Regions from separate parts of the Homo sapiens genome. Here regions 1, 2, 3, 4, 5 and 7 are each linked to region 6. A link is a contact called in ENCODE Hi-C or POLR2A ChIA-PET data. All regions are on one chromosome and are shown on one strand. The core of a region is the stretch at or near the end of the contact, and the rest is flanking DNA. Distances in the headings are between cores, read along the strand shown.

What was found. Hi-C counts contacts between places; a loop is a spot of excess contacts on that map. ChIA-PET counts read pairs that join two places held with the same protein, here RNA polymerase II (POLR2A). Pooled maps may share reads with other maps.
Region 1: a loop to region 6 is called in a map of CD8-positive, alpha-beta T cell, with 7 times the contacts of the local background. The contact joins the promoter of SSH1 here to the promoter of FAM222A in region 6. A Hi-C loop is called at or near these places in 4 of 168 maps with a recorded cell type or tissue (CD4-positive, alpha-beta T cell, CD8-positive, alpha-beta T cell and naive thymus-derived CD4-positive, alpha-beta T cell) and 8 of 50 pooled maps.
Region 2: a map of B cell shows a loop between it and region 6 (10-fold over the local background). The contact joins the promoter of ANAPC7 here to the promoter of FAM222A in region 6. A Hi-C loop is called at or near these places in 5 of 168 maps with a recorded cell type or tissue (B cell, CD4-positive, alpha-beta T cell, CD4-positive, alpha-beta memory T cell and 1 more) and 11 of 50 pooled maps.
Region 3: a loop to region 6 is called in a map of CD4-positive, alpha-beta T cell, with 11 times the contacts of the local background. The contact joins the promoter of USP30 here to the promoter of FAM222A in region 6. A Hi-C loop is called at or near these places in 1 of 168 maps with a recorded cell type or tissue (CD4-positive, alpha-beta T cell), 6 of 37 single-sample maps with no recorded cell type and 13 of 50 pooled maps.
Region 4: a loop to region 6 is called in a map of CD4-positive, alpha-beta T cell, with 4 times the contacts of the local background. The contact joins the promoter of ATP2A2 here to the promoter of FAM222A in region 6. A Hi-C loop is called at or near these places in 2 of 168 maps with a recorded cell type or tissue (CD4-positive, alpha-beta T cell and CD4-positive, alpha-beta memory T cell), 2 of 37 single-sample maps with no recorded cell type and 9 of 50 pooled maps. POLR2A ChIA-PET finds 5 or more read pairs at or near these places in 1 of 52 experiments (naive thymus-derived CD4-positive, alpha-beta T cell).
Region 5: a loop to region 6 is called in a map of CD4-positive, alpha-beta T cell, with 8 times the contacts of the local background. The contact joins the enhancer-like site here to the promoter of FAM222A in region 6. A Hi-C loop is called at or near these places in 1 of 168 maps with a recorded cell type or tissue (CD4-positive, alpha-beta T cell) and 11 of 50 pooled maps. POLR2A ChIA-PET finds 5 or more read pairs at or near these places in 2 of 52 experiments (K562 and activated naive CD4-positive, alpha-beta T cell).
Region 7: a map of B cell shows a loop between it and region 6 (10-fold over the local background). The contact joins the promoter of UNG here to the promoter of FAM222A in region 6. A Hi-C loop is called at or near these places in 4 of 168 maps with a recorded cell type or tissue (B cell, CD4-positive, alpha-beta T cell, CD8-positive, alpha-beta T cell and 1 more), 3 of 37 single-sample maps with no recorded cell type and 14 of 50 pooled maps. POLR2A ChIA-PET finds 5 or more read pairs at or near these places in 1 of 52 experiments (K562).

Annotation. Positions count from the first base shown.
Region 1 is chr12:108,855,413-108,858,994 of GRCh38, forward strand. It overlaps SSH1 (slingshot protein phosphatase 1), which reads right to left and starts at 2,171. Exons shown (of 15, transcript NM_018984.4): 1 at 2,016-2,171. The coding sequence starts at 2,084. RefSeq lists enhancers at 867-1,368, 1,421-1,470 and a silencer at 1,901-2,640.
Region 2 is chr12:110,402,106-110,406,063 of GRCh38, forward strand. ANAPC7 (anaphase promoting complex subunit 7) reads right to left here and starts at 1,603. Exons shown (of 11, transcript NM_016238.3): 1 at 1,422-1,603. The coding sequence starts at 1,522.
Region 3 is chr12:109,051,058-109,054,672 of GRCh38, forward strand. USP30 (ubiquitin specific peptidase 30) reads left to right here and starts at 1,519. Exons shown (of 13, transcript NM_032663.5): 1 at 1,519-1,704. The coding sequence starts at 1,622. USP30-AS1 (USP30 antisense RNA 1) reads right to left here and starts at 2,908. Exons shown (of 2, transcript NR_038996.1): 1 at 2,629-2,908; 2 at 984-1,681. RefSeq lists enhancers at 1,713-2,212, 2,546-2,915.
Region 4 is chr12:110,279,480-110,283,073 of GRCh38, forward strand. It overlaps ATP2A2 (ATPase sarcoplasmic/endoplasmic reticulum Ca2+ transporting 2), which reads left to right and starts at 1,768. Exons shown (of 20, transcript NM_170665.4): 1 at 1,768-2,428; 2 at 3,125-3,142; 3 at 3,234-3,316. The coding sequence starts at 2,311. RefSeq lists enhancers at 1,276-1,345, 2,463-3,217 and silencers at 1,436-2,035, 2,126-2,635.
Region 5 is chr12:109,158,011-109,162,014 of GRCh38, forward strand. The region is part of intron 2 of ACACB (acetyl-CoA carboxylase beta); the gene reads left to right. Among named protein-coding and RNA genes, the nearest start is that of ACACB, 43 kb to the left of the region's middle. Within about 2 kb of position 2,506, at least 6 of the 41 ENCODE cell types and tissues checked have a DNase peak (open chromatin) inside an H3K27ac peak, as active enhancers do.
Region 6 is chr12:109,712,223-109,715,957 of GRCh38, forward strand. It overlaps FAM222A (family with sequence similarity 222 member A), which reads left to right and starts at 1,603. Exons shown (of 3, transcript NM_032829.3): 1 at 1,603-2,675. RefSeq lists an enhancer at 65-628 and silencers at 1,334-1,663, 1,694-1,743.
Region 7 is chr12:109,096,087-109,099,999 of GRCh38, forward strand. UNG (uracil DNA glycosylase) reads left to right here and starts at 1,511. Exons shown (of 7, transcript NM_080911.3): 1 at 1,511-1,725; 2 at 2,346-2,552; 3 at 3,103-3,198. The coding sequence starts at 1,594. RefSeq lists a silencer at 1,690-2,079.

The DNA.
Region 1 (3,582 bases), core at 921-3,420, 860 kb before region 6:
AATTAGATGGTGGTGGTTGCACAATCTCATGTATATACTAAAAACCACTGAATTGTACACTTTAAAATGGCAAATTTATGGTATGTAACTAAAAAATAATAAGACCTTAAAATGCGTAAGACAAGAACAGATTAGGTTGCAAGTAACTCTAGGAACATGGGGTTTTGAATCAGAAATCTGGGCTGACAGGTTCAGCCTGAAGCCAACCTCTCCCCTTACCTCACATAAACTTTTGTGATGAGAACCTGAGATTAAGTGCATAAATTGCCAGACAGCAGTGACCGGAACAGAAAACAGCCCCTCCTCGCTGTGGGAAGGAAAGGCGCTCCTGCAACCTAACTTCTCAGTAGCAGGCTATTGATCGCCAGTGTTCTTTTGCCTCTAATCAGCGTGTAGAGGGGGATTACTAGAACCTTCTGTGTATAGATAACTCATGAATGGCCTCTCCTCTCCAAGGAGGGGGCTGTGAAGGTTCAACTTCCCAGCCACTCTGAAAATGTCCCTGCCAATCCCAGCAAAACAAGGCTGAAGAACTACCCTACCAGGAGACAGGGCTGTCAAGCCAAATGCAAACATTATTCTCTTGTCTCTCTCAGACACACAAACCTCCCCCGTGTTATCAGTCAACTTCCCCCACTCCCTCCCACAAAGAAAGGGGCTGAAGAGCCCAGATGCTGGCTGCGGAACTTCCTGGGCCTGGGACCGCAGGGCCGCTCCTCCAGTCTTCTCTAAACACAGCTAAGGGTCTGCAGGCGGACACTCAGCCTTGTTATAGGTAAGAGTTTAGACCAGAGGCCTTGACGGGTTCTTCAAGAGATGGTGGGCAAGATTGCGCGACCAGAGGGTCATCCCTGCAGCTACAGAGGGCTGACCTGCTCAGAGGCCCAAGGCCCCAGCCTAGGACAAGCCAGGCCAACCCTGCAGGCTAAGAGGGCAACAGTGCCCTCAATCAACCCCAGAGGAAAAAGTGGCCAGGCAAACGGACCTGGGCCACACACAGACCCACAAAAACGCGCACAGTGCCAGGACACGCAACCCAGGAATGCACCTATGCAATCACCCAGAATGGGTCACAGCCACACAGAAAGATAGATGCACATAAACACACAGGCCTGAGTGATGTTACAGAAAGGAAAAGCCAGACTAAGGCTGCACGCACAGACGTGAAACACAGCCACACAGAGCCCACAGCACGCTCGGTCACCGTCACACAGTGACACGGGCACGCCTACAGACAGAACTCCAGAGGCGGCAGGCGGGGAAACAATCTCACACGTTTGTAGGGGCACTCCCAGATGCCTGTCTCACGCTGGCACAGTCCCCGGACGGCAGGTCAGCAACAGTCACATCTCACATCGCACAGCCAGGCATACAGGCAAAGGGCCTAGAACTACCCCGGCCACAGGTCTCAGAACCAGCGGCTCACGCAGTCACCCAATCAAGGGTCCCAGTTGCACATCCAGTCACCCCTGGACCCTGGTCACACTGCAGAGTCACTCACAAATGGGAGTCCCGACAGACGCACAGTCCTCCCCAGACAGAGGTCAACCCAAGATGGGGGTCACACCTGAAATCACAGTCCCCACACAATCACGAGGTCACATCTGCACACACAGTCTCTGCACAGTCACCCTTAGGGGTCACAACGCACACAGTCTCCGCCTAACAGGGGTCACCCCAAGATGGGGGTAACCCCCTGATGTGGGTCACAGCGCACACACAGTATCCTGCAGACACTCCCAGAGGGGTCGCACTGCATACACAGTCCCTGCAAAGTCGCCCCCCGATAGGGGTCACACCGCACACAAAGTCCCCGCACAGCTCCCCAAGACAGGGTCACATCGCACACAGTCCTCGCACGGTCACCCCGGTCCGGCTGCCCGGCTCTGTTCCTACGGCGGGGCCCCGAGGAGCCCGCGCAGCCGCCCCCCTGCCCCGCACGCGCGGCCCCAGCTCCGGCGGCCTCGGCGCGGCGTCCGGCGGCCCAGGCCGGGCGCGGCGAGCCCGGGGCTCACCTCGCTGTTGCTGGCCGAGGAGGAGGCGGCGCTGGGCGTGGGCGAGCGCTGCAGGGTCACCAGGGCCATGGCTGCGGCGCGGTGCGAGGGCGCCACAGACGTCTCGAGCTAGAGCCGCCACCGCCACCGCCGCCCGGGCCGGGCCCGGGGCCTCCTGGAGCCGCGCGCGGGCGGCCGGGCCGAGCCGGGCCGGGCCCGCCCCTCCCCCTCGGCGTCGCCACCGCCCCCGCCCCCAGCTCCCGCCTCCCGCGCCGGCGCGCGCAGGCCTCAGTGCGCGGAGTGGGCGGGGAAGCGGGCAGGGCGGGACGAGGAGGCGCGCGTGCGCGGGGGCCCTGAGGGCTGCCCGAGGCCTCGGCTGGTCGATCACGTCCCTCGCGCGCCCGACACACGCGCCCCCGCCCGCGCGCCCCGCTATCAGGCCTGGGACTCGGGGGCGCGCGCGCCGCCCGGAGCCCGTACGCCCCAGGGGCCCTGCCCGCTGCTCTGCCTGGGGAAACTGAGGCCCGGCGACCGTGCAGACAGGACTGTACAGCGACCAGGAAATAAAAGACGTCCTGGGGCCGGGCGCGGTGGCTCACGCCTGTAATCCCAGCACTTTGGGAGGCTGAGGCGGGCGGATTACGAGGTCAAGAGATCGAGACCATCCTGGCCAACATGGTGAAACCCCGTCTCTACTAAAAAGACAAAAATTAGCTGGGCGCAGTGGTGCGCGCCTGTAGTCCCAGCTACTCGGGAGGCTGAGGCAAGAGAATCGCTTGAATCTGGGAGGCGGAGGTTGCAATGAGCTGAGATCGCGCCACTGCACTCCAGCCTGGGCGACAGAGCGAGACTCGGTCTCAAAAAAACAAAAAACAAAAAACAAAAACAGTAAGCAAAATAGATTCGCCTGATTTTGCAGAGGTTAATCAAGTTATTAGGCACGTTTTTAAAAAAGTATTTTGCTAATCTTTTTCAATGAATTCTTTCTGGGTGTTCTGAAACCCAGCCAACTCCTTGGAGGTCAGGGAAGGCTTCCCAGAAGAGCTTTATTCTGAGGCTTGGGCTTGAGCATAAGCAGGATTAACAGGTGAAAGAACAGAGAGACAGCTCTCCAAGCAGGGGGGATCAGCGTGCCCTGAAGCAGGAAGAAGTTTGTCAACCGGAGGCCAGCACTCAGGGAAGGGAAGAGGGGAGGAATGGCTGGAGTCTCCATCCTCTCTGGAAAGATCGCTCCGGCTGCTGCGTGGATGAGGGACCACGGGGCAGAGGGCTGAGGGAGACCAGGGAGGAGGCTGCTGCTGTTGTCCCGGGGAGAGGTGACCAGTTATGGGGATGGAGAGGGGAACATGGAATAAGATACCAAGAAGGCAATTCTGGCTTGACTTAGTAGTAGGAAACTTTTCTTTTAGCCAAAATCTCATCTCCCGGCTCCCACCCCCAACCTCTGCATGTTGCACAAGCACTCGCAAACGCAGTGGTCCCAGCCTGCCCCGCAGCTTAGCAAATTTGTCTTACTGCCCAACAGGAAACCCACGCAGCCTCCTGGATTCTTCCCCGTCCCTCCCTCTGTCCTGGGGCTGTGACCTCC
Region 2 (3,958 bases), core at 353-2,852, 690 kb after region 6:
CGGAGGCTGCAGTGAGCCAAGACTGCGCCACTCAACTCCAGCATGGGCGACAGAGCGAGGCTGTCTCAAAAAAATAAAAATAAATAAACAAATAAAAACAAATAACAGAATAGCCAGGGAGGCTAGAGAGCAGTGAACAGAGTAATGAGATGAAGTCGCAGAGAGTGGAGGGCAGATATTTGCCTTCAGAGGCCATGGGAAAGAATTTTCATAAGTGCAATAAAGGATTTTTTTTTTTTTTTGAGACGGAGTCTCGCTCTGTCGTCCAGGCTGGAGTGCAGTGGTGCTACTTCGGCTCACTGCAAGCTCCGCCTCCCGGGTTCACGTTATTCTTCTGCCTCAGCCTCCCGAGTAGCTGGGACTACAGGCGCCCGCCACCACGCCTGGCTAAATTTTTTTGGTATTTTTTAAGCAGAGACGGGGTTACACTGTGTTAGCCAGGATGATCTCGATCTCCTGACCTCGTGATCCGCCCGCCTCGGCCTCCCAAAGTGCTGGGATTACAGGCATGAGCCACTACGCCCGGCCAATAAAGGATATTAAGCAGGAGAGGGACATGCACTCAAGGATGGAATCAGCTCAGTGCTTCAAGGAAACATGAAAGGCGCCACGCCCACCCATTAATGGAGTCTCCCGTTTCCTTTTTTTGAGACAGGCAGTCGTTCTGTCGCCCACGGTAAAGGACAATGATGCGATCACGGCTCACTGCAGCCTCGACCTCCTGGGTTCAAGCGATCCTCCTGCCTCAGCCTCCCGAGTAGCTGGGACCGCAGGCACGCACCATCACGCCCGGCTAATTGTTTAATTTTTACTTTTCGTAGAGGCAGGGTCTCCCTATGTTGCCCAGGTTGGTCTTGAACTCCTGGGCTCAAGCGATCCTCCCGCCTCGGCCTCCCAAAGGGCTCGTATTAGAGGCGTGAGCCACCGCGCCCGGCCCCGTTTTCAGGGGTTTCCCAAGGCCAGAAAGTGGACCCTCCTGATACACTTAACGGGGGGACCAATCTCAGATGCGGGGGCTAGCGCATAAAAACCAGGAGGCTGGGTCCCTGAGCTGCAGCGAGAGAAAAAAACGTTCTTCTGGAAGGAGCCGAGAGGGAAGGATTCAGCCTAGCGATGTGACAGTCGCGCTGCCCCGCGACAGGTGCCTCAGGAAACCCTCGCCTGGGTCGTCCTCAGAGCCTCTGCCTTCTATGTCTCCAAGCCGCCGCTCGCCACATCCCCGCGGGACTTGACGCCGGCACCCAGTGAACCCAACTTGCGCTCCGAAGTCTGCTCCGCTCCAGGACGCCCTCGCAGACCCCGGAGCCTCCGCTGGCGCCGGCGGCCGCTCCTTCCCGCCTGTTCCCACGTGCCCTGAGCCCCCGCTCCCAGACCGCCGCCGCTTTCTCCTCAGCCCCAGGCAGCTACCCGCCTCAACTCACGGGTTGTTATTACTCATTGTAAGTAACAAGCTGCTGAGGAGCCGCACGTTGGAGTGCAGCCCCGCGGCCGCCATGTCCCGCACGTGGTCTATCACATTCATCCTGCTCTGCAAAGCCGCGGGCAGCGGCGGCAGCACTGACTCGAAAAGCCGGTAGAGGATCCTTAGGGAAGACTCCAAAATGGCGGCGTCGCCGGGGTCCATCGGGTCCACACGCGGCACCACCCCCAAGCAAGAGGTAACTACTGAAGTGCCCGAATAAAAAGAAACTCGAGTCCCTGCTCCTGTCGTGGTCCTTTTCAGGTGAAATGAGTTGTTATTTTTACGCAAAAATCACGTTATCATCCTAAACTGCAAACTTTACTGAGGATTTACAATGAGACAAAAGGCACCTTATAAGACTACTCGGTCAATTTGAATGAGTCTGAGAGGAATTTGTGCCTCTCAGAAATTAAAATGTGTGGGTATTTACCGAAATAAAATACAGTAAGGTGAGGAAAAACGCTCCAACTGGAATTAAATATTCTAATCGGGCGCCAGGGACAGACCTAACGGCCTTTACAGTGGCGCATGCGCACCAGGCTAGGGCCGCCGCGCCCCTCCTCAGGTGTTTTGTGTTCCTGCCAAGTCAGGCTTCGGCCCTGGGGGAACTCCTTGGTTCGAGGGGTATATTTCCCCATGTAAAATTATTCCCTAGATCCGTGGAAATAAAGGCTGGATCCAGGAATTAGCTGATACCCATATAAACCAGTATGTGTCTGGCACACTTAACGTTTTAGGAAAGTTTTACACAAGTTATTGGGACGCTCACAACAATCCATAAAGTTGAAGTTGTCATTCCCTTCCCACAAGGGAAGAAACTGCCTGCTTAAATTTTGTGCTCAGGTTGTTAAATGGTTGACTTGGAATCAGATCGACTGGTTAATTATGTTGGATCGCAAACTCAAATGTATACAGGGACCAGGGAGGTAACTGAGCCAATGAGGCAGTTTAGGTCGTTGAGTCAGAGTCCGAATATTCTCCACAGTCATCCTCTCAGATCTAGCCTATCGCTCCTTTCTTAAAGGAGACAGTCGTTTTGGTCTAGATTTTGTTTTCATTTGATTTTTACAGTAGTAGATGCAAAAAAAATGCTCTGAAAAAATCACAGTGTATCTTCATCAGCAACTTTTTCAGCTCTTAACATTTTGTCACAGTTGAAGCTCCTGTAGATCCTTTTCCCATCTCATCCCCTACTCTAGTTTCCTGGATGTGTGAGACCTTCTATTTGATTTTGGTGGGCATCATCACTGTGAACTTTTCTTTTTTCTTTTTTTCGAGACGGAGTTTTGCTCTTGTCGCCCAGGCTGGAGTGCAAAATCTCAGCTCACTGCAACCTCTGTCACCCGGGTTCAAGGAATTCTCCCTGCCTCAGCTTCCCGAGTAGCTGGGATTACAGGCGCCTGCCACCACTGTCATGTGCGTCCGTGTGAAGAGACCACCAAACAGGCTTTGTGTGAGCAACAAGGCTGTTTGTTTCACCTGGGTGCAGGCAGGATGGTAGCAGCACGAGCCATAGGCAAAACTCCTCAGACACCAAGTTAAAGAAGGAAGGAGTATATTCGGCTGGGAGCATCAGCAAGGCTCCTGTCTCAAGAGCCGAGCTCCCCGAGTGAGCAATTCCTGTCCCTTTTAAGGGCTCACAATTCTAAGGGGGTCCGCGTGAGAGAGTCGTGATCGATTGAGTAAGCAGGGGGTACATGACATGCACCGGTGGTCAGAGTGAAACAGACCGGGAAGTTTCACAATGTCTTTCTATAATCTGTAGATAACATCAGTTGCTAGGTCAGGGGTCAGTTAAGGCAGGAACCGGCCCTTTTCACTTCTTTTGTGATTCTTCAGTTACTTCAGGCCATCTGGATGTACACATGCAGGCTTGGGTTCAGAGGCCTGACATTCCTGTCTTCTTACGTTAACAAGAAGAATAAAACGAAATAGTCGTAAAGTGTTGCGGCAGCGAAAATTTTTGGGGGTGGTATGGAGAGATAATGGGCGATGTTTTTCAGGGCTGCTTCAAGTGGGATTGGGGGTGGTGTGTGGGAACCTAGAGTGGGAGAGATTAAGCTGAAAGAAGATTTTGTGGTAAGGGACAATATTGTGGGGTTGTTAAAAGGAGCATTTGTCGTATAGAATGATTGGTGATGGCCTGGATGCAGTTTTGTATGAATTGAGAAACTAAATGAAAGACACAAGGTCTGAATTAAGAGAAGGAGAAAAACAGGTATTAAATAACTAAGAATTGGGAGGACCCAGGACATCCAATTAGAGAGTGCTCAAGGGGGTTCAGCATAATTACCTGCTTGGTTGGTGAGTTTTGGGGCTCTATCCTTGACAGAGTCCTTTTTAAGTTGGAGGCTGAGCTTGGTGAGGTGTGTTTTTAAAAGACCATTAGTCCATTCTACCTTTCCTGAAGATTGAGGACAATAATGGGTATGAAGTTTTCACTGAATACCAAGAGCCTGAGAAACTGCTTCGGTGATTTGACTAGTAAAGGCCGGT
Region 3 (3,615 bases), core at 269-2,768, 660 kb before region 6:
TTCTTTGTTTTTCGGTAGCCATGGGTTCTTGCTATGTTGCCCAGGTGGCCTTGGACTCTGGGCCTGAAGCCATCCTCTCACCTGGCCTCCCAAAGTGCTGGGATTATAGGCATAAGCCACTGCACCTGCCCCAATATTTTGAACATATTGGGTCAAGGAAAAAATATGGTTAAAATTAATTTTACCTCTTGCTTTTTTTTTTTTTTTTTTTTTTTTTGATGCTGAATCTCTCTCTGTTGCCCAGGCTGGAGTGCAGTGGTGTGATCTCAGCTCACTGCAGCCTCCGCCTCCCAGGTTCTAGCGATTCTCCCGCCTCAGCCTCCCGAGTAGCTGGGATTACAGGCACGCGCCACCACACCTGGCTGATTTTTGTATTTTTTAGTAGAGACGGGGTTTCACCATATTGGCCATGCTGGTCTCGAACTCCTGACCTCAAGCAATCCGTGCCCCCCACCCCCACCCCCCGGCCTCCCAAAGTGCTGGGATTACAAGTATGAGCCATCGCACCTGACCTCTTTTTTTTTTTTTTTGAGATGGAGTCTGGTTCTGTCACCCAGGCTGGAATGCAGTGGCATGATCTTGGCTCAGTGCAACCTCCACCACCACGGTTCAAGCAATTCTCCTGCCTCAGCCTCCTGAGTAGCTGGAATTACAGGAGCCTGCCACCACGCCCGGCTAATTTTTGTATTTTTAGTAGAGATGGGGTTTCACCATGTTGGCCAAGCTGGTCTCGAACTCTTGACCTCAGGTGATCCACCAGCCTCGTTCTCCCAAAGTGCTGGGATTACAGGCGTGAGCCACGGCGTCTGGCCTACCTCCTGCTTTTCACTTTAATGTGGCTACTGGAAAATGTAAAATTACCTATGTGGCTCCTGTATATTTCTGTTGGAGAGTGCCATTCTGGAGACAGACAGACCGAACTGCCAATCTCTGTTTCACCACTTACAAGCTGCGTCAAAAAACTTACTATTTCTTCAAATTTCCTGGGTTCCCTGGGATGTAAAATGTGGGTAATGTTAGAGTTGGTGTGAATATTAAATGTAAATAATGAATGTAACATACTTAGCTCTATACCTGGCACCCAAGTAAACAATAAGTTTGTTGGCTATTAAAGACGTTGATTTCTCTACTGATATCGTCAGAGATGGGCCTCATGCTCATTAAAGTTCCTTCCTCTGCGACCTATTTCCACTCTGGCCACAATAATAACTAATTATAGCAGAGGCCTGACCCGACTTTCGGCTGTTGGCCTCCCTTCCCCACATCGAAAAATTCAAATCATGACCCAGGGTCCATCCTAGAAGTGTGCCATCTGTATTTATGAATGGAGCCTAAGCAAATCTGAAAACCAAGCAGCCCCAGGCAACTGAGCCCAGCGTAGCAACCGACGCCGGGGCCTGTTGCTAAGGGAAAAGAAAGAAAGGACGTGGTCCGTCAGCTATTGCTCTCCGGGGGCAGCTACTTCCGGTCCCCCTGGGAGCTGTCCTGCGGTCTACGTTCCCCCGAGGTGCTGGGACTGCGGCCGCAGGTTCCGCTGTCTCGGGAACCGTCGTATCCCTCGGTCCGGCGGCGGCGGCGGCGGTAGCGGAGGAGACGGTTTCAGGCCTCCGGTGCGGCTGCAATGCTGAGCTCCCGGGCCGAGGCGGCGATGACCGCGGCCGACAGGGCCATCCAGCGCTTCCTGCGGACCGGGGCGGCCGTCAGGTGAGATTTTGGGGGGCGGGGCTGCCGAAGAGGCCGGGACCAGGGTCCCCAGCTTGGGCCCGTGACGGCTTTTTCATGCCCTAGTTGGGGTCTCCAGGGCCCGCGCGGGCATTCTGGAAGGTTCTGCGTCCTTTAGGGTTGGAGGCCTGGGCCCGTAGGTGGGAGGACTGACGGGCTCCAGTCCTTCGGCAACACCAATTCTGTCTGCACTCCCCAGGTCTGTCAGTCCCTCCCCCTCCTGTCATTGTTCCCAGGACACCCGGGGCACTCCAGTCTTGTCAAGGCCCCTAATTCTGTCAGTGCCCTCAGTCCTTTCAGTGCCTCCTAGGCCTGCCAAGACCCCTCAATCCTTCTAGTATACCCCCAGTCCTTCTGGGTCCCCCAATCATATCAGTTTCTGGACTGCCAGGGTTCCCCAACCTTGGCACGGTTCTTCTAGTCCTATAAGTGCCCCGGGCCTGCGAGCCCCGCGTTTTGTTAGTACCGCCCCCTATTCCTGTTAGCCCGCCCTCTAGTCTAATATGGATCGCCACTTCTGTCTGGGTCCCTGATGTTGTTAGTGTGAGTAAAGGCCCTTGTTTTGCAAGGGTCTCTAAATTGGTCAGGGCCCCTTTAACCTGTTAAGGTTGCTTGGTCCTGTTAAAGCCCTCCGTTCTTGTTAGGACTCCTCGATTGCCTGGGTCCCCAATCCTGTCAGGGCCCCCATTTCCCTCTTATTCACCCTCCCAAGGGCTCCAGGCTTCAGAACTGAGTACCCCCTCCCCCACTGCTGACCCCAAATGACTGAGACCTGTTGCTCAGGTCGGCTTCCTCTGGAACTGGAGCAGGTTTAAAGAGCTTATTATCCCAGGGCTGAAAGTCCTCGATACTTATCCTGTCCAGTGCCCCCATTCCGTAGATAGGAAGTGTGGCCCCATAGCTGACCTCATAGCAGAGTTGGGAGGAGAAGCCAGATCTTTTCATCCGCAGGCCCCACCACTCTCCTCGTGATGTCATTTTGCAGAGGAATGGAGTTTCCAAAGTCGCCACTTGTCCCTGGGTATTTTTTCCTTATGCTGCCAAAGTCATGGACAAGTCCTCTCTCCCATCCCCTTGACACTCTTCCCTTCAGTTTCCATCTTGAACTTCGTGGTTTTAAGCACAGACCTGGGGAGACAGACAGGCATGATTCAGAGCCATGTTCCTTCACTCACTGTGACCAAGTTGGGCTCTTAGTTTCTTCTGCTATAAAAATGAAAGTGATAGTAGAACCTGCATCTGTGGGGTTGTTTTAAAAATGAGGTAAGATTGTCACAGGGCCTGGCAGAGAGTATGTACCCTTAAATATTAGTGTTTGATTAGGGGATTTTAAAGCACTGGTAAAGCACCTTAGCACTTCCATGACAGTCCTTTATAATCTTTCCAGGCACTTTTGTGAACTCACGTATCGTGTAAAAGCACAGTGATGTATTAAGAAACTTCAAGAATACCTTTCACCAGCTGGGCATGGTGGCTCACACCTGTAATCCCAGCTCTTTGGAAGGCTGAGGCAGGTGGATTTCTTGAGCTCAGGAGTTCGAGACCAGCCTGGGCAATGTAGTGAGACCCTGTCTCTACAAAAAAATTTAAAAATTACCTGGGCATGTGGTGTGCAGCTGTGGTCCCAGCTACTTGGGAGGCTGAGGCAGGAGGATCACCTGAGCCCGGAAGGTGAAGATTGTGTTGAGCTGAGATGGCACCACTGCACTCCAGCCTGGGCACTAGAGCAACTAGAGCAAGACACTGTCTCAAAAAAAAATAAAAATAAAAATAAGAAAAAAAGAAAGAATAGCTTTCATGAATGATCCTGAGATTGTAATGCTTAATTTGTAGCAGCTAACATTTATTAAGTTCTTACTATGTACTGTATGCATTCACACTTATTTAATCCTC
Region 4 (3,594 bases), core at 518-3,017, 570 kb after region 6:
AAGCTGCGATCTGAATGGAAAGAGAACGACACAAGTGAAGAAGATCTGTGGGAAGAGCATTCCATACAAAGGCTGAGGTCAGGAACTCCTCCAGAAGCTCATAATTGCACCAGAGGTGCTTACAACCCCAAGCAGTGACAGTGGCACAGAATATTCAACATCAAATGCCTAAGCTAATTTCCAGGCTGAGAAAGGTAAACCATCCTTCTCCTGCCTGCAGTGCTTCTATCGGTCCTGAAAGAGACAGAGGAGGTAAGGGAGAAGAATTGGTACGAAATGGTGCAGAGCTGGTCTCAGAGGGCAACAACAGCCAGCCCTCCATGACCACACTCCCACCGTGCACTCACGTGCCCCTCTTGAAGCGGCTCTGATCCTGTGACCTAACCAGTTTCCACCTGGCTTCTCTCAGTGCGTTGCCATATAGTATAATTTTTTGTTTGTTTGTTTCGTGTAGGGTTTTGTTGGTTCTTTTCCAAGTATCAATCAAAACTACATGCCAACGTCCACTCCTTGGAAATAATTAAATGACATGACGTGCCTGATTTTTTCAGCTGGTGATGCACTGTAATTTGCATCTGCTGAAGGAATTTATCTTAAGTCCTGAAGCCCAGCCACTTGAGACAACTGAGGTGATTTTTCTGCTCTGCTTTTGCTCATGCGGATGGTGCGTTATTGTTAAACACAAAAGTGGACTAATTGCTTCATTCTGCAACCTACTCCGTGAAGAAAGCTGCTCTTCTTTGTGAAGAGAATATGTTCATGTTTTGTTCATGAATTCCATGCAATTTCCCATCCCCTTGTTAAGTAATGTAGCTTCTTTATATTGGCAAAATTCCCTTTATCTTGCTGTGACCTGCGCTTTGTCCTCCCGAGCAGAGCAAATCATCTGTGGTTTAAGAGCAGCTTTGGATTCAAGTCCCCTTTTCTCCTGTCGAGGGAAGTGAGTCTATGAAATGGCCTTCATCTGAAAGCCACAGCGAAGCACCTCCTAGCCCAAGTCTAGCTGCTGTGTGGCAGCTCCAGCGGCGTGAACTGTGACTGCCCTGCAGACACCTATCAAGCGCTGCGTCAGCTATTAATAATAAAATCAACTCTTCTCCCTCCCCCCCGCGAGGGGGGTTCCCTCGTCAGGGCCCAGAACCCGCTGGGGAAGAATCGGGGCTGGCGTGCGAAGGAGCTGGCGGCAGGGGGTGTAGGATGCGGTGTTCCCGAGGCGACAGATGAAGGATTTGGGTTGTGTGGGAAGTGAACTGCGGAATTCCTCCCCTTGGTTTCTGAGGGGGGCTCTGAAGGAGCCAGATTAGGATGCAGAGCGCAGCCCGGGCGACCGAGGGCGAGGAGGCGAGCCAAGGACATCAGCCCGAGGGCGCCTCGAGACGCCCCGCGTGGACCGCGCTCCCAGCTCCTCGGCCTCGCCTTCCAACCATCCGCCCACCGGCCCCAGAGCAGCGTGCCCACTGTGAGCGCCCCACCCTGCGTCTGCAGGTGGGTGGGTCAGAGAACCGCAGGCACAGAAGAGGGTACCCAGCTTCCCCTCCGCCAGCCCCGCGACCGCGGCGCGCGCGGCCTCGATCCGGGTTCCTAGGGGCGGCGCGCGGGAGGGGGCGGGGCCTGCGCGGCAGCGTGGGCGCCAGGCGCGCGGGAGGAGGGAGCCGGGAGGAGGGGGCGGGGCCGCGCCGCCCGCGCCGCGCTGGGCGCTCTCGGCCAATGAGCGGCGTCCACATGCCGCGGCGGCGGCGAAAGGGGAGGCAGCGGCCGATAAATGCTATTAGAGCAGCCGCCGCGGAGCCGTCCCCGACGCCACCTCCTTTTCCTTCGCCGCAGTTTCCTCCGCCGCTGTCGGGCGTGCGGCGCTGAGGGACCCGGGCGAGCGCGCCGCGCACCGCCCCGCCGGCTCGCCTCCCTCGCCGCGTTCCGCCCTCAGTGGTCTGCCGGGCGCCCCCTCCTCCGGCCCGGGCGGGGCCTCTGATCGCCTCAAGAGAGCGGGGAGGGGGCTCGGGGGCCGCGGCCTGCCCTCCCGGCGGGCGGCTGAGGGCGAGGGAGGCCCTCCCTTCTGGCGAGGGGAGGGAGGGTGGGTCAGGAGCCCCCAACCCGCCCTGCGGAGCTCGGGGCCGCGCGAGGGGCGGTTGTCTGGGGGAGGGGGCGCGGGGTGATTCAGCGCCCGGCGAGGCGGAAGCGGCCGCAAGAGGAGGAGGGGAGAGCCCGTCCGCGCCTGGGCTCCCGGGGTGGCACGAGCCCGCGGCCGGAGTGCGAGGCGGAGGCGAGGAGGCCGCGGGGACGGGAGGCGAGGCCGGCCGGGCCCCCGAAGCCATGGAGAACGCGCACACCAAGACGGTGGAGGAGGTGCTGGGCCACTTCGGCGTCAACGAGAGTACGGGGCTGAGCCTGGAACAGGTCAAGAAGCTTAAGGAGAGATGGGGCTCCAACGGTAGGTGCAGGGCGCTCCGCTGCAGGGGCCCGGCGCGGCCGGGAGAGCCAGGGAAGATGGCTGACCGGGCTCCACCTCGTGGGCTTCGGCTCCGCGCCCGCCGACAGCTGCGGGCGGAGGGTCGGGCCAGCGCGCCGGCCCCGCGGGAGAGAAAGGGGCTGCGGTCCTCGCCTCGCCTTCCCTGGACCTCTTCGCTTCTCGGGCCCTCGACCTTTTCGGCGCGCAAGGCTCGGAGGCTTCTCTCCAGCAGCAGCCGGCCCCGGTGGAGGGAGGGACGTGGCTTCTGCAGCTAGGTTGAGCCCGGCAAGACGTTTTCTCGTCCCCTGCCGATTTATGAGGAGTCGAGGTCGTTGGAAGGCCTCTGACCGTTCTTGTCCTACCCAAAGTTACACATCTGGCAGAAGTGATGACATCGCTGAAACCACTCCTAGGTTCAGGAGCCCGAAGTGATTTCACGCTTAGGGCTAGACCTCAGGCCATTGATTACAAAGAGTGCATGCTTCCTTGAGATATCTTCGTGGTATGCCCTCTGCTAAAAAAATCGGATATTCTTATAGCTAGGTCTGTGTTTTAAAGATATTGATGCTTAGAATTGTAGCAGTTCTTTTTAGAAAAACGAAGTGCTAAAATGTCTCTCTCTTTTTTTTTTTAACCTCCCTCTTGACACATTGCTTGACGAATTTCTACATTCTACAGAGTTACCGGCTGAAGAAGGTAATCTTAACATGCTGTTTCTGTTTTTTTTCCTCTGTTGGTGTGCTGATGGTAAGATGACAGTTAAAACACATGTGTTTGTTTCTTACAGGAAAAACCTTGCTGGAACTTGTGATTGAGCAGTTTGAAGACTTGCTAGTTAGGATTTTATTACTGGCAGCATGTATATCTTTTGTAAGTATAAAAAAATTTATTTTCTTTCCCCCCAAAAGCTGAAAGTATTCCATAGATAAATCAGAAAACAAATGATGTCCATTGGGTGAAAACATATTTGGAGTTGCAAGCTGTGTCTCTATGTTTAAAAACAATCTGGGCATTTTAAAATTACAAAACAAAACACTTGAAGCCATTGGTATTCAGAAAATAGATGCCTGACATTTACAGTGTGGTTAGGAGTTGTCCCAGAGTGTGGCATGGTCTTAGAAATTCTTGTGGTTTATCAGCTTTTAATA
Region 5 (4,004 bases), core at 1,256-3,755, 550 kb before region 6:
TTCCTGGTGGGGAGATTTTTGAAAAATCTGGATGCCGGGGACCCCACCTCTACCCCCTAGACATGCTGATGGGACCCCGACATCAGAATCTTATAAAGTTTTTCATGTCAGGGTTGAAAACTCGTGCCTAGCTTGGGGTCAGCAGACTGCTATTATAAACGGCCAGACAGTAAATATTTTTGGCTTTGTGGCCATGTGGTCTCTGTTGTAACTACTCAACTCTGCTGTTTCCTGCACCAGAAGCCATAGTTATGTAATTGAACAGGCCTGGCTGTGTTTCAATCAGACATTATTTATAGATGGGGAAATTCAAAGTTCATATAATTTTTATGTGTCACAAAACAGGATTCTTTTGATTTTTTTTTTTTTTTCGATGACTTAAAAATGTTGGCTGGGCATGGTGGCTTATGTCTATAGTCCCAGCACTTTAGAAGACCAAGACAGGAGGGTTGCTTGAGGAGTTTGAGACCAGTCTGGGCAACATGATGAAACCCCGTCTCTACAAAAATAAACCAATTAGTTGGGCATGGTGGTGCACACCTGCAGTCCCAGCTACTCAGGAGGCTGAGGTGGGAGGATCACTTGAGCCCAGGAGTTTGAGGCTGCAGTGAACTATTTTTGCACCACTGCACTGTAGTCCTGGCAACAGAGGGAGACCCTGTCTCTATAAAAAACAAATAAGGCTGGGTGCGGTGGCTCACACTTGTGGTCCCAGCACTTTGGGAGGCCAAGGTGGGCAGATCGCCCTGAGGTCAGGAGTTCAAGACCAGCCTGGCCAACATGGTAAAACCCTGTCTCTAATAAAAATACAAAAATTAGCAGAGCGTGGTAGCACACATCTGTAGTCCCAGCTACTCGGGAGGCTGAGGCAGGAGAATCACTTGAACCTGAGAGGTGGAGGTAGCAGTGAGCTGAGATCACACCGCTGCACTCCAGCCTGGGCGACAGAGCAAGACTCCCTTTCGAAACAAACGAAACAAAACAAAAAACAATCTAAAAAGTTAAAACCGCTCTTAGCCTGTGGGAGATACAAAAACAGGTGGCCGAGTGGATTTGACCCATGGGTCCTAGTTTGCCCACTCACCCCTGGCCTAGCCAAGGTAGTCATCCCAGGGGGTACTGATGGGGCAGGTGGCTTGAGAAATTTCCAAGGGTCCATTTCTGGAGAGCGTGGTTTTGTGCTGTTTGAACGATATCAACCTTTACTGGGCTACACAGTGTTCTTTCTTGCTTTCTTGTTTGGAAGTAGTTGTAATTACAGAATTGCCTGGCTCAGAATCAGCTCTTAGCAGTGCGGGTAGCCGTTACCATCTCTATTTTATAGAAGAAAAGAGAGGGAAGAAATTGAAGGTCTGATTAATGCCGGGGCCCTAGCCTAATGGCCCAGCCTGGGCTCCTGTAATGCTATCCTGCAGACGTACATGGTAGCTAAAGTGTTGCAAGCTGTTTACTTTGGCTAGGTCCAGGGATAAACTGTTAATTCCATCATGTGAGGAAACTGAGGCAGGGAGTATTGAAGTAACTTTCCCAGGATTACACAGGTTATAAGCGGTAGATTCTGGCTTCAAAGCCTAGGAGGATGGCCGCAGTCTACCAGAGTTTCTAAACTGCGGCTCTGTTGACACTTGGGGCTGTCCAGTTCTTTGTGGGGCTGTCCTGTGCATTGCAGGGTGTTGAGCAGCATCCCTGGTCTCCACCCACTAGATGCCAGTAGCGCATCCCCCAAGTTGTGACAATCAAAGATGTCTCCAGGTATTGCTCCCCGGGGAGCAAAATTTCCCCCAGTTAAGCACTCAGGGCTGGGCGCGGTGGCTCACCCCTGTAATCCCAGCACTTTGGGAGGCCAAGGTGGGCAGATCACCTGAGGTCAGGAGTTCGAGACCAGCCTGGCCAACATAGTGAAACCCCATTTCTACTAAAAATACAAAAATTAGCCAGGCATGGTGGCAGGCACCTATAGTCCCAGCTACTCGGGAGGCTGAGACAGGAGAATCGCTTGAATCTGGGAGGCAGAGGTTGCAGTGAGCCGAGATGGTGCCACTTCACTCCAGCCTGGGTGACAGAGCTAGACTCTGTCTCAAAAAAAAAAAAAAAACCAACCAACCAAACAAAAAACCTCAGCATTATACATGTTTGTCTCTTATTTGAGAGGAATATAAGAGGCCATATGTGTAATGCATGTTTTAAAAGTCCAGTTAATAGAGGGGCTTCCATTTATCTCAGATTGTCTTTCTGCCTAGAAGTTAGATTCTGAGGTCAGCTAGAGTTGGATTTGAAACGGGGCTCTGCCACTTGCCAGCTGTGAAACTGGAGGTAAATGGTCCTCTCTGAACCTCGGTTTCCTCATCGTGAACCTGGAGATGACAGACTCCTCCATACAGGGCTGTGGAGATTCACTGAGAGGCCCCCTGTGCCCAGTCCATAGTGGGCAGCCGAGAATGTTTATTTCCTCCATTCCTGATACTATTCTGCCTGGTCTTGTGCTCCGGCAGCTGACTGCATTTGGTGTTTGGCTGACACCTCTGCTGTTGATTGTACCTGAAGTCATTTCCAAAGTCACCTTGAAACATTTCAGCTCTCACCCTTGCCGTGCTGTATAAGGACAGGGCTTCTCACTGGACAATGGCACTTAGGATGATCCTCCTTCAGTGGAAGCAAATGCTGGCCGAAGGTCAGCTCTCTAGAGCCAATGTTGGTTGGCTTCCAGCTTTATCAAAAAGAATTAAAATAGCCACTTGCCTGGAGATTGGGCCTGAAACAAGGCCAGTCCGGCAGCTTTGTGTGTTCGCTTGCCTAGCCTGCGGTAATGGGCTTGTGGCCTGCCTGATGGAGGGGCTCTGTCACCAGTTTCGAAATCAACATGGTGGCCAAGAATGGTTTTTTTGCCCCCTAGGCCACAAATGAAGTTTTTCTTTGTTGTGCTTTAGGTCAAATTGCTAGAGTTTTAATGTTTGTGTGTGTAGAAATGGGATGTCTCAGACTTTCTGAAGCTGAACCATCAAGCCAGCCAGTCAGGGAAGGTCGTGGACAGAATGAGGGGTGCGGCTGTGTGTGGGAATGTCGATTAGTACAACCTCTGTGGAAAACAGTTTGGAGAGTTCTCAAGGAACTAAAATAGATCTGCCAGTCTCTCCAGCAATCCCACTACTGGGTATGTACACAAAGGAAAAGAAATCACTCAGTCAGATTCGCTTTTCATTGGGAGGATCTTAACATGATTGGTTGAAAACAATAAATAAAATTAGCAAGGAGTCCAGTTGTGGGGTCTCACGCCTGTAATCCCAGCACTTTGGGAGGCTGAGGCAGGCAGATCACTTGAGGTCAGGAGTTCAAGACCACTCTGGCCAACGTGTAAAACCCCGTCTCTACTAAAAATACAAAATTTAGCCGGACATGGTGGCGGGCACCTGTAACCCTAGTTGCTCGGGAGGCTGAGGGAGGAAAATTGCTTGAACCTGGGAGGTGGAGGTTGCAGAGAGCCGAGATTATGCCACTGCTCTCCAGCCTGGGCGACAGAGTGAGACGCAGTCTCAGAAAAATAAAATAAAATAAAATAAAGAAATAATTATATCAAAAGACACCTGTACTTGTATAGTTATCACAGCACTATTCACAGTAGCAAAGATATGGAATCAACCTAAGTGTCCACCAACAGATGACTAGATACAGAAAATTTGGTGTATATATATATATAATTTTTTATGGCTCAGTAGTATTCTTTTGTGTGTATGTGTGTGTGTGGTGTGTGTGTGTGTGTATACCTACATGTATACATGGGTGTTCCTCTTACAAAATTAATAGCTTTTTTCTTATTGAAAATAACACATCATTGCAGAACATTTTTTAAAATATAGCAAAGAGATAACGGCTCTTAATACTTTAGCATTTTTTTCCCCCAGATCAGGGGTCTGTCTACAAATGATGTCCCTTGGGTTGCATCTACCTTTTTTTGTAAATAAATGAAGTTCTCTTTTTTTTTTTTTTTAGGTAGAGTTTCACTCTGT
Region 6 (3,735 bases), core at 353-2,852:
GGAAGGGGAGGAGATGGGGGCGGCCGCGGAGAAATAGAGCGGAGCTGCTGGGAACAGCGCGCCGAGCAGCCGCTTAGAGGCCTGAAACAGGGCCAGCTCCTGTCCTAGATAAGGCGGCGGGTGACCCACTTGGGCCGGCCCTGGAGGTCCGCCGCGGGCGCCTCTCCCGGCGGGGTGGGTTGGCTCCTGGAAGTAGGCTAGGGCCCGTCTATAATCAGCCCGTCCGCTGGATACGCTCCCCAGGGTCTCCAAAGCCCTCCAGCCCGGGTGAGTACAGAGGGCATTTATTGAGCACTTAATGTGTGTTTTGAGTCCTTTACATGCAAGAATTCATTTTGCCCTCAAATCTACGCTGTAAGGTAGGAATTATGATGCCCCCCATTTCACAGACAAGAAACTGAGGCGCAGACCCGTGAAGGTAAATGGCCAAGACCAACAACCAGCAAGGGCAGGGCTGCAATCCCACCCAGTTTCGGTGGGACTCCAGGTATCACACGGGCATAGCCTGAGGGGTGGGGGGTCTGACTGCTGCTCTGCATTTCTGTGGGGATCTTTGTTATTATCCCGGAAAGCTGGCTTCCTACAGTGCTGTGTGATGGACACACAGCAACTGAGGGAACTGCCCCACCCAGGACTCAATTTCCCCATCTGTAAATGAGACTGCTAGACGGGCCGCCCATGGGCTGTGAGAACCCAGGAAGCTTCTTTAAAAGTAAAAGGGAAAGCACAGTATAGTTTGATAGATTCATATTTGAACCCCAGGTTGATGTGAAACTATGCCTCAGTTTCCCTATCTATTAAGTGGGGGAGTAGGCTAGTGCCTGTCTCCTGTGGGCGTGGGGTACGTCTAGAAGGTGTAGCTTGCAAATTGCTCAGCGCTGTGCTGGGTTATATAGTTAGCGCTCCACAGATCACAACTGTGATGCCAAAAACACATCGCTGCCAAAAATAAGCCTTAGGACAAAAACATCCAGGACCATGTCACTTCACATCTCCTTACCTCAGTTTCCTCTGTAAGTTGGAAGTATAATAATAGTACCTACCGTATCAGTTTTCTCATCTGTAAAATGGGGGTGATAGTAATACCCACTCACACGGTGTTGTGAGGATTAGATAAAATACTTTGCTACATAAGTGTTAGCTATAGTTGTTATTTTTAACAAATTCCTCATGAGGTTGGTTTTTGCCAAGATTAAATGAAATAATGCCGATAATGCACTTATACAGTGCCTTGTCCCAAATATGTGATCAGTAAATGACACTGGTTTTGCCACCCCTAGTGGGACTACAAAAACCAGCACGCCCTGCGCCCCCAGTCGGGGCCCCTCCACCCGGCGCCGGCGCGCAGCATGCCGGGAGTTGCAGTCCTCGCGAGGCAAGTTCCGCCTCGTCCCTGCTTGGGGGAGGAGGTTGGAGAGCCGCCCTGCCGGCCTTTGAATTTTGCCGCGAAAAGCGCGCGTGGCGGCCCCCGGCTCCGCCCCTCGCAGGACGCGGTGCCGCGTCACCCTGGTAACCGCCTCTCAGCCGCCGCTGATTGGGCTGGGCCGCGGGGGGCGGGCGGGGGACGAGACGCGGGGGCTGCTGCCGGCGCTCGCGCCTGTCAGTCGGGCCAGAGCGGAGCAGCGGGCAGGACTGCCTGGCCGGCTGCTCCGCGGAGAGGCTGCGCGCGCCGGCCGGGGGAGGCGGACAGCCGGGCCCGGCGCCTGTGGGGCGCGGCGCGCGGCACCCGGGCCTGAGACCAGGCGAGGCGCCGGCGCGCGCCAGACGGCGCGAGGCTGCGGCCCCGGGAGCCCCCGCGCGCCGCCCGGGGCCATGGGCGCGTGAGAGCCCAGCGCGCGCGGCCCCTGCTGCGGCTTGCGAGCTCGCACACCCGGTGCACAGTCCCCCGGGCCGTCCTCGTGTCCGTCCTGCGCCACTGGGATCGGCTGTTTCTCAGCGCCGAGGCCCCCGAGGCTGCATCCGAGCTTGCGTCGCCCGCTGCCGCCGCCGCCGCCGCTGCCGCCGCCGCTGTTCGCCGGCTTCCCCTCCCCCCACACCCGGGGCTCAGAGCAGGAGGAGGAGGGGCCGGTGCATTCTCGCCGCTGTTCTTTGCAACCTGCAGGGGCCGGTGTATGTCCGGCGAGGAGCCGGGGCCGCTGCGGGTGCGTGCAACCCCCGAAGGAGACAATCCCTCCACCTCGGGGCGAACCCGGGGGCTGCAAGCCGCGGGCGGGCGGGCGAGCGAGAGGAAGCAACAAAGACAGGCTGCAGCTGGGGCTGGCGAAAGGGGCCGCGGCCGCCGGGCTCCCAGCGCGGGCGGAGAGGGCGCCCTGGGAGCGGCGCGGGCCGAGCTGCAGCCTTGAGCGGGGCCCCGAGGGGAGGCGCAGCGCCGCCCGCCGGACGTGGCGATCACGGGCCCCGGCGAAGATGCGTCGCCTGAGCGCCCGCGCGGCCCCCGTCCGGGGCGGGCGTGACCCCTGCTGAACGGAGACCTCCCCTCCCCCCCGACTTCGGACGGCGCAGGCCGGCGCCAGGATAGCCCTCACCGACAGCGCCCCTTCCCACCCGGAGAGAGGCATCGACCCCCAAGGAGGGCTTCGTCAGGCAGCCTCTGCCACTCCTGCATGGCTGCGACCCGTCGAGCGGAGCGTCGTGGTAGCTGAGACCTGGTGCCCTTCGACGGCCTGGCTGATCCGGTGAGTTGTGCGGGGCGGGGTTCTGCGCTGGAGCTGGGGGCACCCCCTGGCGTCCGGGCAGCCAGGATTGGACAGAAGGGGTCCTAGGCTGTTGGGGGTCCTGAAGCAGAGATAACCCTTGTCCGCCCCTTTCCTCCCTCCAAACACAACTTGTTCAGATGGGCCAGCCGATGGGAGTGGAGGTTGGGGGGCCCATTCGGATTCCGCGGGACCCTGGGCGGGTTGGTTGCCAGAGAGGAAAGGTCACCCCACCCGTAAAGCTAACAAAGGTATTGGCTGTGTCATCCGAAAATTCCCCGGGAACTCCAGTGTCTTGGAAGGGCTGGGGGGTGGGGGGCACCCAGGATGGGAAAACGTTGAGGGTCTCCCGAGCAGCCTCTGAGATCTTCAAGGGAAATCACCTCAGAGGGGGATTTGGGGTTCCAGAAACGCAGGTGGCCACGTTTGAGAATTGTGCCCCATGGGGCTAGACCTTAGAGCCCTCGTTCAAACCACGTTCCCACAAATAACTCGCAGGGACGGTAGGTTCCCCAGTGGGGGCACGACATGACGTCAAACCTTAGCCTCTGATGTCACTGGGGTTGCCGTGGCAACACCACTTGCCTTGACCCAAGGCCGGAGGGGGCGGGGTCGTGGTAACAAGGGGCGGGGCTGGATGCCTTTGGGTAGTGGAGGGGTGAAGGCGGACTCCCCCCACCCCTACCATTGCAGTCCTCTGACCTAAATCCTTAGCGCCCCATAAGGTGGGGGAGGGAGGCAGTGCCAGCTGTCCCTGTTGATGCTCCTCCCCGCAAGGACAGGTGTTCAGAGCTTTGCCCATGTAGCCTGGCCTGTGCCTCGGGGCTCAGGCCTCCCAGACAGAGCAACTTTCTGTTTTGAAAAGAGATGCTATAGAAGAGACCTCCCTGAACCCCACCATGTACCCAGCTGGCAGGCTGAAGTTCCCAGGGTCCCCAGAGAGATGTGGGCCTCCGGCCCTCCAATAGGCTACTTCTGCTGGGGAAAATGTGGGTGCCCCTCCCCCAGCCAAGGAAGGTGCAGAGGAGCTGCTGCCTGCTGC
Region 7 (3,913 bases), core at 261-2,760, 620 kb before region 6:
CTGCAACCTCCGCCTCCCGGGTTCAAGTGATTCTCCTGCCTCAGCCTCCTGAGTAGCTGGGATTGCAAATGCATGCCACCACGCCTGGCTAATTTTTGTATTTTTAGTAGAGACGGGGTTTCACCATGTTTGCCAGGCTGGTCTCGAACTCCTGTGCTCAAGCGATACGCCCCTCCTTGGCCTCCCAAAGTGTTGGGATTACAGGCGTGAGCCACCGAGCTGGGCCAGGCCCCAGGTATTGTCATGATGTAAAAATCTCTCTCTAGAAAAGAGAACACCAGCTTCCCAGCTGGTCTTCTGTAGCTAGGAGATGCAAGAGCAGCAGTTGAATTTGAGGTTTGCTTTGGAGAAAGAACCAAAAGCAGATATGGATGGTTTGGATGTGAGGGAGGGAAAGAGAATCCTAAGTGTATTAGTAGTGGTGGGAGGAGGTTCGGTACAGTGGTGTCATTTGGAAGACAAATCGTTGGTGTTTAACCTCTATGACCCGAAAGTCTCCCACAAGCCTGATACATTAGGCAAAATGTTTGACTGCACTAAGCCTTAGTTTATCGTCATAAAATAGGCCATGAAAATTGCGTGAGAAAATGTATATAACAGTTCAACAAATAATATTGGCTGGGTGTGGTGGCTCATGCCTGTAATCCCAGCACTTTGGGAGGCCAAGGTGGGCAGATCGCCTGAGGTCAGGAGTTCGAGACCAGACTGGCCAACATGGTGAGATCCCCCATCTCTACTAAAAAAATACAAAACACACTTGGGCAAACATGGTGAAACCCCATTTCTACTAAAAATAGAAAAATTAGCCAGGCGTGGTGGCGCGCGCCTATAATCCTAGCTGAGGCACGAGAATCGCTTGAATCCGGGAGGCGGAGGTTGCAGTGGGCTGAGATCACACCACTGCATTCCAGCCTGGGCGACAGAGCAAGACTCTGTCTCAAAAACAAAATACACACACAAAATATAATAGTATTTGTTTGTTTGTTTGTTTTTGAGATGCCTCGGATTACAGTGCGGGGATTACAGACGTGAGCCATCAAGCCCGGACAATATTATTATATTGTTCATTGCACTCCCACAACACCCCTAAGGGGCAGGAACTTTTCTTCCCAGCCCCCTCCCCCCGACCCCACCGAGAGACAGGGTCTCGCTCTGTCGCCCAGGCCTGGAGTGCATTGGCGCGATCAAAGCTCACTACAGCTCAGACCCTCTGGCCTCAAGCGATCCTCCAGCCTGGGCCTCCCAAAGCGCTAGGATTACAGGCGTGGGCCACCGCGCCTGACCAGTCTTCTCTTCTTGCAGCTGAGCCTTAAGAGCCTGTCCAAAGAGCAGAGGTGGGCTGAAGGCACAAAGCGAATGAAAGAATAGGCCCCCGGGCACCGTTGCACGCCCCACCTCCTCCCAGGGGCGTTGCACTCCAGCCCCTCCCGCACATGCGCACTGGGCCTTCCACCGCCCCCCGCCCCCAGCAAAGCCCCCCGCTCGGAGCATGCGCGGGCCGCTTGGCGCCAATTGCTGACCGCCACAGCCACAGCCAGGGCTAGCCTCGCCGGTTCCCGGGTGGCGCGCGTTCGCTGCCTCCTCAGCTCCAGGATGATCGGCCAGAAGACGCTCTACTCCTTTTTCTCCCCCAGCCCCGCCAGGAAGCGACACGCCCCCAGCCCCGAGCCGGCCGTCCAGGGGACCGGCGTGGCTGGGGTGCCTGAGGAAAGCGGAGATGCGGCGGTGAGGCGCGGCTTGGGCCGGGGCTAGGGGGTGAAGGGGGAGGAAGGCGGTGGGCCCCGCCTGACGGAGGGCGTGCAGGATCGCGCCTCTGACTCGGTAAACCCGGGCTCCGCTTTCCAAATAGCCTCCACGTGTTCAAAATAGCCGCCGCTGTCCCCCATGGGCCGCCATGCTAAAGGGCCAGCCAATGGGAACGCGTCTCGGGGCCCATGGCGCCAATCCGCGCGCCGCAGGCCCTCCTGGCTCGGTGCGCTGTCCAATCAGAGGGGAGAGGGGGCGGGACCCAGAGGGAGGTTTTTTGCCGCGAAAAGACCACGTGGGGACGCGGTGGGGCGGGTCTGGCGGGGGCGGGGCACCTCTGTGCAGGGTTCCCAGTCACCGCGACGCTCCTCGGGAAGCCATAGGGCGCCTCCCAGCCCGTCTCCCCGCTCCAGTTTAGAACCTAATTCCCAATTCCCGGACCGGGCCCAGCCCTGGGCTCTTACTGTCCGCTTTTGCTGGGACCTGTTCCACAAATGGGCGTCTTCTGCCTTGGGCCGTGGGGGTTGGGCCGGAAGCTGCGGACGCCTGGGAAGGGGCCGCTGCAGCTCTTGAGCCGCCTCTGCGGGGACCACTTGCAGGCCATCCCAGCCAAGAAGGCCCCGGCTGGGCAGGAGGAGCCTGGGACGCCGCCCTCCTCGCCGCTGAGTGCCGAGCAGTTGGACCGGATCCAGAGGAACAAGGCCGCGGCCCTGCTCAGACTCGCGGCCCGCAACGTGCCCGTGGGCTTTGGAGAGAGCTGGAAGAAGCACCTCAGCGGGGAGTTCGGGAAACCGTATTTTATCAAGGTAAATATGGAAATGCACCTTCCATAAGGGTAAATGTGGAGGCTGCCGGCCCTTTTGTCTTGTTAGTGTAGCCGGCCAAGTTCATGTTTCCGTAGGCTTAGGTTGTACCCCCTTCAACCTCCTTTACTCACAAAGGGGGTAAAAGAAAGCCATGATGTTTCACTCTGCAGCTTTATATTGGTTAAAGTTGTTAACGACCCGCGAGATGATATCATGGATTCATTTAAGTCACATAGTCTATTGTCCAGGAAAGGCTGGCGTAGTAAAATCACCAACCATCCTGAATGAAACCTGGCTTGAGCTTTAAAAAGCCGAGAGGAGTGGCACTGTCAGGACCCAGCCCAGAGAAAGAGGCAAGGAATTGACCTGATTGAACCACTTAGGTGGGGGGGCAGGCACTGTTTTTGTTTGTTGTTTTTTAAAAGAATTTGGACATAACATGACAAAGAACTAATGATGTTCCAAATAACTTGCACTAGAAGCTTTCTTATTGAATTCTTATGGTTTCCAATGAGAATCTGATTTTAAGTCTAGTTTATCTTTAAATCAGCTAATGGGATTTGTTGCAGAAGAAAGAAAGCATTACACTGTTTATCCACCCCCACACCAAGTCTTCACCTGGACCCAGATGTGTGACATAAAAGATGTAAGTACAACTTGTTGATAATTTTTATTGGGGAGAAGGAGTCAAATAGTATTTTTAAATTAGGGACACTGGAGTTAAGCCACAGTCCATCATTCAGTAGTAAATAAAACACTGAAATCCCGAGGTTTGGCTGACTGTATTTCAGCCTGTATTTACTCTTTTTAATGTTTACCACGTGGTATTTATGTGGCAAAAAGGAAAACTATGTACATCCTGTGCTCTTATTTCTTGTATTTTTTTTAAATCCTGAAACTAACCTCCCGCGGTGTCAGATGTTATGGTGGTGGTGAAGTTCAAACTGACACACAAAGCAGTTAAATCTTTTGCAGCTTGTTATAGTCAACCCCACCTTGACCTGACCACACTGCCTTATAGTTAGCACTTTCAAGCTCTTGACTTCTGGCCTGAACAGTTTTGTGGTTCTGTTATCAGATCCCTTTGCTTTAGTTTGTCTTATATAACAGTTGCTGGTTGGCGGCTCTCATCCATCTTGTGTTCAGAAGTTCGTGGGGCTGGGCACGGTGGCTCATGCCTGTAATCCCAGCACTTTCGGAGGCCAAAGTGGGAGGATCATTTGAGGTCAGGAGTTCAAGACCAATGAAACCTGGTCTCTCCTAAAATACAAAAATTAGCCGGGCATGGTGGCGCACGCCTGTAATTCCAGCTACTTGGGAGGCTGAGGTGGGAGAATCGCATGAGCCCAGGAGGCGGAGGT